3 separate regions of the Homo sapiens genome follow, and regions 1 and 2 are each linked to region 3. Evidence: chromatin contacts called from ENCODE Hi-C data. All regions are on one chromosome and are shown on one strand. The core of a region is the stretch at or near the end of the contact, and the rest is flanking DNA. Distances in the headings are between cores, read along the strand shown.

Region 1 (2,700 bases), core at 183-2,682, 890 kb after region 3:
TCCTTTCAGAAAATAGACAAGGTCTGCACAGCTAAGAACAATTCCATGTTTTATGTGCATTTGATGAAAAAACAACTGAAGTAAATCTAAAATAATTCTGACGAAGAACTGACCACAGTCTATGACTCCTGAAGGTTTCTGAAGAATGTAGCATACATGCTCTGAGTGTTGATTGGATGCAGATTCTTTGCTGGTCATTCAGGCTTCCTTCTATCCTTTCTCTCCTGGGCCTATGAGTTAAATCAGCCATAAGACTGACAAACACGCAGCTTGGATTTTCAGGGACAGGACTAATTTAAACCAGCCACTTTCTCCACAAGTTCAATAGCTTTTTTTTCCATCTTGTATCCTGATAATGGACCAGAAAATACAGTCCTTTTATCCATGAAACAAAAGCTTGCAGAATTTTCATTTCCTTCTATTTTCACCTCCATTGGTTCAGCTGTTGTCTTTCTTCTTTCAAACTTTTCAATTATTTCTTTTTTCTTTCCTCTCTGTTATCTTTCATTATTCTCGTATTTTCCCCCTGAAACTCTAGTCCTTGCTAGGTCTCACTAGTGTGCAGAATGGGATTGGCAGAATACCAATCACCTCACCTCACCTTCCCTCCTCCCCTCTTCTCCTCTCCCTTGATTTCCCCTCCCCTCCCACTCCCTCCTTTCTTTCCTTCCTTCTGACGGTATTCTCTTCCCCAGAAGCAGCATTTTCTTCTTCCACTCAGAACCTTACTTCACCAACATGCCCACGCCTTCCCTGAACCTACAAAATTAGTGAGTTTCTCATGAGACCTGCTGCAACTGTCCCCACCCAGGGCTGTCATTACTATTATTGGGTTGTTTTGTTTTTCGATCTCAGGAGCAAACTCTGGAGTCGAGATCCAGTCACCTCCTTCAGCACACGACGGCAGGGTACCCGCAGGGTGTGATCTCAGACACGCAGGGGAGGGCTCCGTGGGCCCCTCGCATATCCCAGCACTCTCACTTCCTGGGATTTCTCTGAAACCATCCTTTTGGCCCCACAGGAACACTCGACTTAAAAGTCTCGGCTCCTCCCTTAACTGGAAAATTGAGCTTTAGTCACTAACATCCATTTCACACGCCAGGGGAAATACAGCCCCCTTCTCCGTCCTGTTTCTGCACCCTAACCCCGCCCTCCCAGGCAAGCTGACCACTCAGCTCGGGCGTGGCAGAGCCTGATTGGTGGATCACAGAAAGCGCGCTAGAGAGGGCGGAACTCATTGGGCAGACTCTCCGCGCTTGGGAAGTGCAGTCGCTCACGCAGGGACTTTGACTGCTGCTCTGGGCGGCCTGTTGCCACAGCAACCGTTGAAGCTCTGGGCTGCTGAGGTCGCCTGGCAGCGCGCTGAGCCCCACGCAGGTCCCGGGCGTGCCAGGGACACAAACCCCAGTTCCTTCAGAAAGCCTTCCAGATCGACGAGGAGAGATGGTATATCCCCGATGGCTCCGCCTCGGCTAGCCGGGGGAAGCCCTTTTATTCGTCATCCCCAAAGCATTCTTATTATTCACCCTTAAAGTAAAAATCCACTTGCTTTTGACCGGGGCACAAGAAATACTTTTATTTTATGAGTCAGTGTAATTGTTTAAAATAAGTAAGCTCTGAAAAGGTCGGCAATCAGCCTTTCTGTCACTTCCCTACTTTTGGCCTTTTATATGAAAAACAAAAACAAAAACAAAACAAAACAAAAACAAACAAAAAACCTTTCCTGATGTTTTTTTATATACTTGCTAGACATTTACATTTTGTTATTTGGGTGCTTACAGTGTGTTTCCGCCCACGTAGAGAGATTACACCACGAATCCCTTCCACCTTCTGAGGAAGTAGGTGCAGTTTACCTACTTTCCATTTTCAGATATGTTAAAAGAAGCAGAAAGAGTAAAGGAATATGTCGAAGTTACTCCCGGTGGGATTGGGGCTGGCCGTTGTAAGGGACATTCCCACCATCTCATTTCGAACCACCTTGGTTTACAGAGAAGAGACCTGGTTTTCTGTCAGAAGGTGGAGGGTACTGCTGGAGGAAGTGGGTAATAAGCAGACAAAAAGGGAAAGTGGGAGAATGTACCCGGCATTCTTGGGTATCCTCAGTGTAAAAATATTTTCCTTTCCCGAGTCGTTTTTATTTTATTTTTATGTATGCATGTATGTACACATTTTAGCAAATAGTCAAAAAGCATCTGGAACTAAGTAGATCAATAAGCTGGTTGGTGCCATTTTCTTTTCTTTTCTTTCTTTCTTTCTTTTTTTGAGACAAGGTCTCACTCTGTCACCCAGGCCGGAGTGCAGTGGCGCTCTCAGCTCACTGCAGCCTCCACCTCCTAGGCTCAAGTGATCCTCCCACCTCAGCCTCCCAAGTAGCTGGGACTACAGGCATGCGCCACCACACCTGGCTCATATTAGTATTTTTTTGTGGAGACGGGGTTTTGCCATGTTGGCCAGGCTGGTCTCGAATTCCTGAGTTCAAGTGATCTGCCCATCTCGGCCTCCCAAAATGCTGGGAAACACAGCGCCCAACGTAGGGCTCAAACCCATGACCCTGAGATTAAGAGTCTTATGCTCTACCAACTGATCTAGCTAGACACCCCGTTTTGGAATTTAAAAAGAAAAAGAAAAAAATATGACTGTTAAAGAATGTACTGGTTTTCTTATGTAACTTGGAAAGTGATTCCAAAGAGGAATTCCATG
Region 2 (2,700 bases), core at 12-2,511, 560 kb before region 3:
GCTCACCTGTGTGCCCAGCACCTGGAGGGGCACCAGGTGGAGGGTTTGCACTCCACACATCTTTCTTGAATGAATGAAAGAATAAGTGAGTATGCTTGGGCCCTGCATTGGCCTGGCCTCCAGCTCCCACTCCCTTTCCAACCTCACTTCCCGTAGCTGCCAGTATGTTCCAAACCCTCCTGGGAAGGCCACCTCCCACTCCTGCTGCACAGGCCCTGGGGAGCTTTTGCCCACACACTTTCCATCTCTGCCTGTCAATATCGTACCTGTCCCTCCAGGCCCATCTCAAATCACAAGGATTTCTCTAACCCTATCCTAATTGTCCACATACGTGGAAACAATCCTGTTACTCTGTCCCACGTCCAATCATGGGCCACAAGGCACAGTCTTCTGAGCGAGTGCTCTCACTGTATTAGAGCGCCAGCTCCTTGGGGCAGGGCCTGGGCCTCATGGCTTTTGCTTTCCCTGAAGCCCTAGTAGCTGGCGCCCATCCTAGTGGGCACTTAAGCTTAATTGGGGAAACTGCTTTGATTGGTTGTGCCTTCCCTTCTCTGGTCTCCTTGAGATGATCGTAGACACAGGGATGATTCCCACCCAAACCCACGTATTCATTCAGTGAGTTAAACACGAATTGATTTAAAGTGAACACACACAAGGGAGCTTGCTTGCAGATGGTCTGAGTTCTTGTGTCCTGGTAATTCCTCTCCAGGCCAGAATAATTGGCATGTCTCCTCAACCCACATGGGGTTCCTGGTTGTTCCTGCATCCCGATACCTCAGCCCTGGCCCTGCCCAGCCCATTTGGGCTCTGGTTTTCTGGTGGGGCTGTCCTGCTGCCCTCCCACAGCCTCCTTCTGTTTGTCGAGCATTTCTTCTACTCTTGAGAGCTCAGGCAGCGTTAGGGCTGCTTAGGTCTCATGGACCAGTGGCTGGTCTCACCCAACTGCAGTTTACTATTGCTATCTTTTCTGGATGATCAGAAAAATAATTCCATAAATCTATTGTCTACTTGCGATTTTTTAAAAAATGTATATTTTTATATATATTGTTAAATCCTTTGCTTCATTCCAAATGCTTTCAGTAATAATAAAATTGTGGGTGGAAATTCTTATTTCTTTTTTAATGTGGATTTTGTTTGCAGTAAGATAAAGCTTGGGTCTCATGGATCATCTCTACTCACCATAGCACTCTTCTGCTTCCTAGGGGAGGTGAGACAAGGTAACAGATTTGAGAATCCTGGGGTCCCTCTGCTTGTGGCCGCAGTAGGGTCAGGCAGTGCCTCTAGTGGTTGCTGGGAATAGGACAGATTCCTGCCTGCTGGTGGAGGTATATTCCAGGAGTCTGCAGTGTCAGGACACCAGGAGGCCTGGGTGTCGGTCCACGTGCTTGAAGGAAGATGGTGGAGATGCTCTAGCCAGTTCTGCTTCCTATGATGCCCCTTCTGAGAAAGGGGCGGGGCAGTCCTCTTGTTCTGTCACAGAGAACTGTGACGCTTCCTCCTCCAAGGCAACTTCGCTCCGCTGTGGGCTCTTGGCTTTGACATGGACTCTCCTGCGAGATATTCAAGGTCTGTTCTTCAGTGTCCTTTCCTGTGCTCCCTCCTGTCCGAGCACTTGTCACACAGTACTGTGTGCCTATTATACCTGTGTACAGGTCTGTCTCTGCCTCACCCTGTATGATTTGTAAGGATAGGAACTGTAGCTTCTTTATGGCCTGGCATGTGTTGACCCTTGACAAAGGTTTGTTAAATGAATAACATTTGGTATCACAGTATCTTGCCCAAGGACATCTCCTAGCTCTCTAGATACTCTGAGGTGCCTTCCAGTCCTCACGGTGCAAGGTTCCACAAGCATGTTCTTGAGGGAGCCACGGAAGCAGAGGCGGCCACCTTCCCCCAGGTTTGACTTGACTTCTCTCTGCCCCTCAAAGGACTCTGAAGGTTCACCTGCCTTAGCTCCAGGCTTAGGGAAGAAAAGGAGGGAAATCGAGACCCACTGCATTAATTCAACAACAAATATTTTGTGAGCATCTACTACGTGCCAAGCAGTGTGCTGTTTGCAGAGTATATAAAAGTCACTAAGAAACTGTTATTCAGGAGGAGCTAAAATCTAATGGCGGTCACAGACATAGAAACATAATTACATGAGCAAGAGAAGGGGCTACAGGACACAGGAGGGCCTGAGTAACTCAGCCTAAGGGAGTTCAGGAAAGCTTCAGAGAGGAGGTTGCATTTGGGCTGCATCTTGAAGAAGAATGAGGAGTTTTACAAGTGGAAAAGGGCTGGTGCTGACATTTCTTCTGTCCTCCAATGCATGTTTCTATTACTTGGGTGTCAAATCATATTATCACTCAGTAAGACTACAGTTTCCTGCTGAATTTATTTCGGTCCACAGACTCTGGGAATTGGACTGTTGTAGGTTCTTATACAATCAAAATTAGCCCAGCAATGCAGTCTCCTTAGAATGTTAGGCATCCCTTCCCAAATTATGGTTTCCAGCTGCTGGTTCAAAGACTTTATGGTGTTTTAGAAGAGAGACAAATGCTACCCATTAATTGAGGGAAGATTGTGTACTATAAACCCTTATTAGGCACTTCAGACAGTTTTCCATATAATCCCCACTCGCAGTTTCAAATACTTGGGCATATGCCAATGTTAGGTGTTCATGTTATCACCTAAGGAGGGACTCTGGCTGCCCAGAGA
Region 3 (2,700 bases), core at 22-2,521:
ACCTCCCAATTTCTCTGCTCCTGTTTTAGCTAAACTCCTTGAAATAACTGCTGGTGCTCATAGTTGTCTCTAATTCTCTCCTTCTCTCACCATTGTATTCAGTAGGCTTTTGTTCTCCCTTCTCCACATAAATGACTCTTGTCAAGAGCATCAAGAACATCCTCACTGCTAAGTCTACACCCAGATCCCAGCCATCCTCTTTTTTTTTTTTCCTATCAGCAATGTTTGTCTCACACCATTGGTAAATGGCTCCCCTTGGCGTACTTTCTTTGCGCACTTCCAGGACACCACATTTTCCTGACTCTCTTACCTCCTTGTCTGTTTGTTCTCACTCTCCTTGGTTCTGCATTTCCCAGTCTCTAAATGTTGGAGAGCCCCACTGCTAAGCCCTTTGGCCTTCTTCTCACCCCTTGGTGATAGTAACCAGTCTTAAACCAGGCTTTAAGATCTTTCCTATGCTGACGACATCTACACTAATAACTCTCGTCCAGTTCTCTGCCATGTATATGGATTTATATACTAGACCTTTAAATGTGTTATTTCAAACTTAACAGTCAAAACGGAGCTCCTGATCTTCCCTCCCAAGGGAGGAACTGTCTCCAGTCTCAATTCCTAACAGCTGCTCAGGCCAAAGCCTTGGAATTATCCTTAATTCCTGTTTCTCTCATATCTCACATCCAGTCTATCGGCAAATCTTCCCAGCTGTTCCACAAATATGCGGCATCTGACCACTTCTCAACCCCCACTGCCACCACCCTGCCCAAGCCCCATCTTCTCTCTCCTGAATTAGCACAACAGTCTCATTACTGGGCCTATTGCTTTCACCCTTTGTGAGGGACTAAGTGGCTAAGTTGGCTGGACTTCCTGGGCCAATAGGAACTTCCCTAAGGGGACTTTCCCCTAAGCCAAAATGAGTCACAGCTGCAAGCTAAGGGATTGAAACCTCAACCAATCATATAGGGAGTTTAAGCTCTAGCTGCAGCCTGATGTTTTTAACCAATCAGGCCCGTCAACCCACAAGCGGATTGAAAATAAGCTAGTTATGTAGGACAGAAAAAGGAAAAGACGAGGGGTCATAAGGGGACATAAGCATAAGACAGAAGCAAAAAAACGGCAGCCCTTCCAGGTCCCCTTCCACCACGTGGAAGCTTTACTTTTGCTTTCATTTTACTTTCGCTTTTGCTCTAATAAATCTTGCCACCGCACCCTCTTTGGGTCCGCGGGTTTCTCTAATCTAGCTGTAACACTCGCCACTGCGGCCCACGGCTTCATTCCTGGAAGCCCGTGAGACCAGGAACCCTTCGATCGAGAAAAGACCTTCCATTGGGAGAAGACTTCTCGTCTTATTTCCACCTATAATCTCTTCAAAACATAGCAGTCAGAGTTACCTGCTGAACTCATAAGTCACTCATCTGCTCAAAGCCTCCCAGTGGCTTCTCATCTCACAGAGTAAGTCAGGCTGCTTACAGTGGCCCACGAGGAGCTTCACAGTTTAACTGGCTCTCTAGCTCTCTCTTGCTCTCTCTCTCTCTCTCTCTCAATGACCTCACCCTTCACTTCTTCCCCTTGCACACACTGAACATGCCACACCTCAGACATGCCAGGCACACTCCTGACTCAGGGCTTTTGCCCTTGCTTTTCCCTGGACCTAGGCATCCTTCCCCTAAATAGTGCCAATGCACCCTCTCTACCTTCAAGTCTTTGCTCTTTCTCAAATGCCACTTTCCAAGTCCCTTTCTGGCCCCCTGCTCTTCCTCTTTCTTATTACGCCCTTTTCTTTCCCATGTCACAATCTCTTCTAACTATATAATTGTCTATTTTACTTTATATAAACCTCTTTCGCCAGAATCTGTAAGCTCCAGAAACATAAGGGCTTTTGTTGGTTTTGTGTATTTCCCTATTCCTAGATCCTAGAACAGGGCCTGGCACATGATATAGGCTCAATAAATATTAGTGGTATAGATGAAATTATTAATTCTATGGACCTTCATCCTTCATTGAGAAACAGTGGTTACAGGGAGGGAAGGGGGAAAGAATTGGCTTAAGACCTAAATGATTTACATTTACTCCCTTCAAATGTAAACAACTGCTGACCATATGAATATTCTTGGACAAATCTCTTTATCTCTCTGGGCTTCAGTTCTCTTATGTGTATAAATAATGGGTTAAACTAAGTAGTCTCCATAAACATTCTTACTTTAGTATTCTTTAATTCTCTAAACCTCTTGTCCCTGCACTGTCTCTGGGATTTACTCTCTATCTCTCTCCCTTTTAAATGTTCTTTATCCATTCATCAATTCTATAAGCAATAATTGAGCATATTCAATGGGCCAATCCCTGGTCTGAGCCCTGAGGATATACGGTTGAATAAAATAAGAATTTCCACGGGGGAGAAGGTAAGTGAAGAAAGGCAGCTCATATACTTCAACAAGGTGGTCACTGTTGTCCTATGGAGGCCAGAGCCTTGAGTGTATGTTGGGTGCCGGTGGGAGATGGTGGGGAAGTTGGAAGAGGATGGGGCTGGGCTTCACTCATGGCTGCATAATGCACAGGAAATCCAGAAGCTGACCCTCTATAATAAAGAAGGCTATTGATTTTAGCAGTTTTCTGGTATCAGAGTTCTGGTTTTGTGGCTGTAGTATTTGTAGTAGTGGCAAAACGCTAGCCCATCTCTGCTACAAAACATACAGAGAAGATGAG

Evidence for each region. A loop is a pair of places that touch in the nucleus more often than their neighbours do. Pooled maps may share reads with other maps.
Region 1: a loop to region 3 is called in a map of CD4-positive, alpha-beta T cell, with 4 times the contacts of the local background. The contact joins the enhancer-like site here to the promoter of LINC01675 in region 3. A Hi-C loop is called at or near these places in 3 of 168 maps with a recorded cell type or tissue (CD4-positive, alpha-beta T cell, CD8-positive, alpha-beta T cell and naive thymus-derived CD4-positive, alpha-beta T cell), 10 of 37 single-sample maps with no recorded cell type and 13 of 50 pooled maps.
Region 2: a loop to region 3 is called in a map of IMR-90, with 10 times the contacts of the local background. The contact joins the promoter of GPA33-AS1 here to the promoter of LINC01675 in region 3. A Hi-C loop is called at or near these places in 6 of 168 maps with a recorded cell type or tissue (Calu3, HCT116, IMR-90 and 2 more), 15 of 37 single-sample maps with no recorded cell type and 20 of 50 pooled maps.

What each region holds. Positions count from the first base shown.
Region 1 is chr1:165,596,808-165,599,507 of GRCh38, reverse strand. It overlaps the pseudogene TRK-CTT13-1. Among named protein-coding and RNA genes, the nearest start is that of LRRC52-AS1, 16 kb to the right of the region's middle. Within about 2 kb of position 1,432, at least 30 of the 41 ENCODE cell types and tissues checked have a DNase peak (open chromatin) inside an H3K27ac peak, as active enhancers do.
Region 2 is chr1:167,051,246-167,053,945 of GRCh38, reverse strand. GPA33-AS1 (GPA33 antisense RNA 1) reads right to left here and starts at 1,261. Exons shown (of 6, transcript XR_922249.3): 1 at 1,180-1,261. It overlaps GPA33 (glycoprotein A33), which reads left to right. Exons shown (of 7, transcript NM_005814.3): 7 at 1-1,110.
Region 3 is chr1:166,488,610-166,491,309 of GRCh38, reverse strand. LINC01675 (long intergenic non-protein coding RNA 1675) reads left to right here and starts at 1,271. Exons shown (of 3, transcript NR_146890.1): 1 at 1,271-1,449. RefSeq lists an enhancer at 1,099-1,268.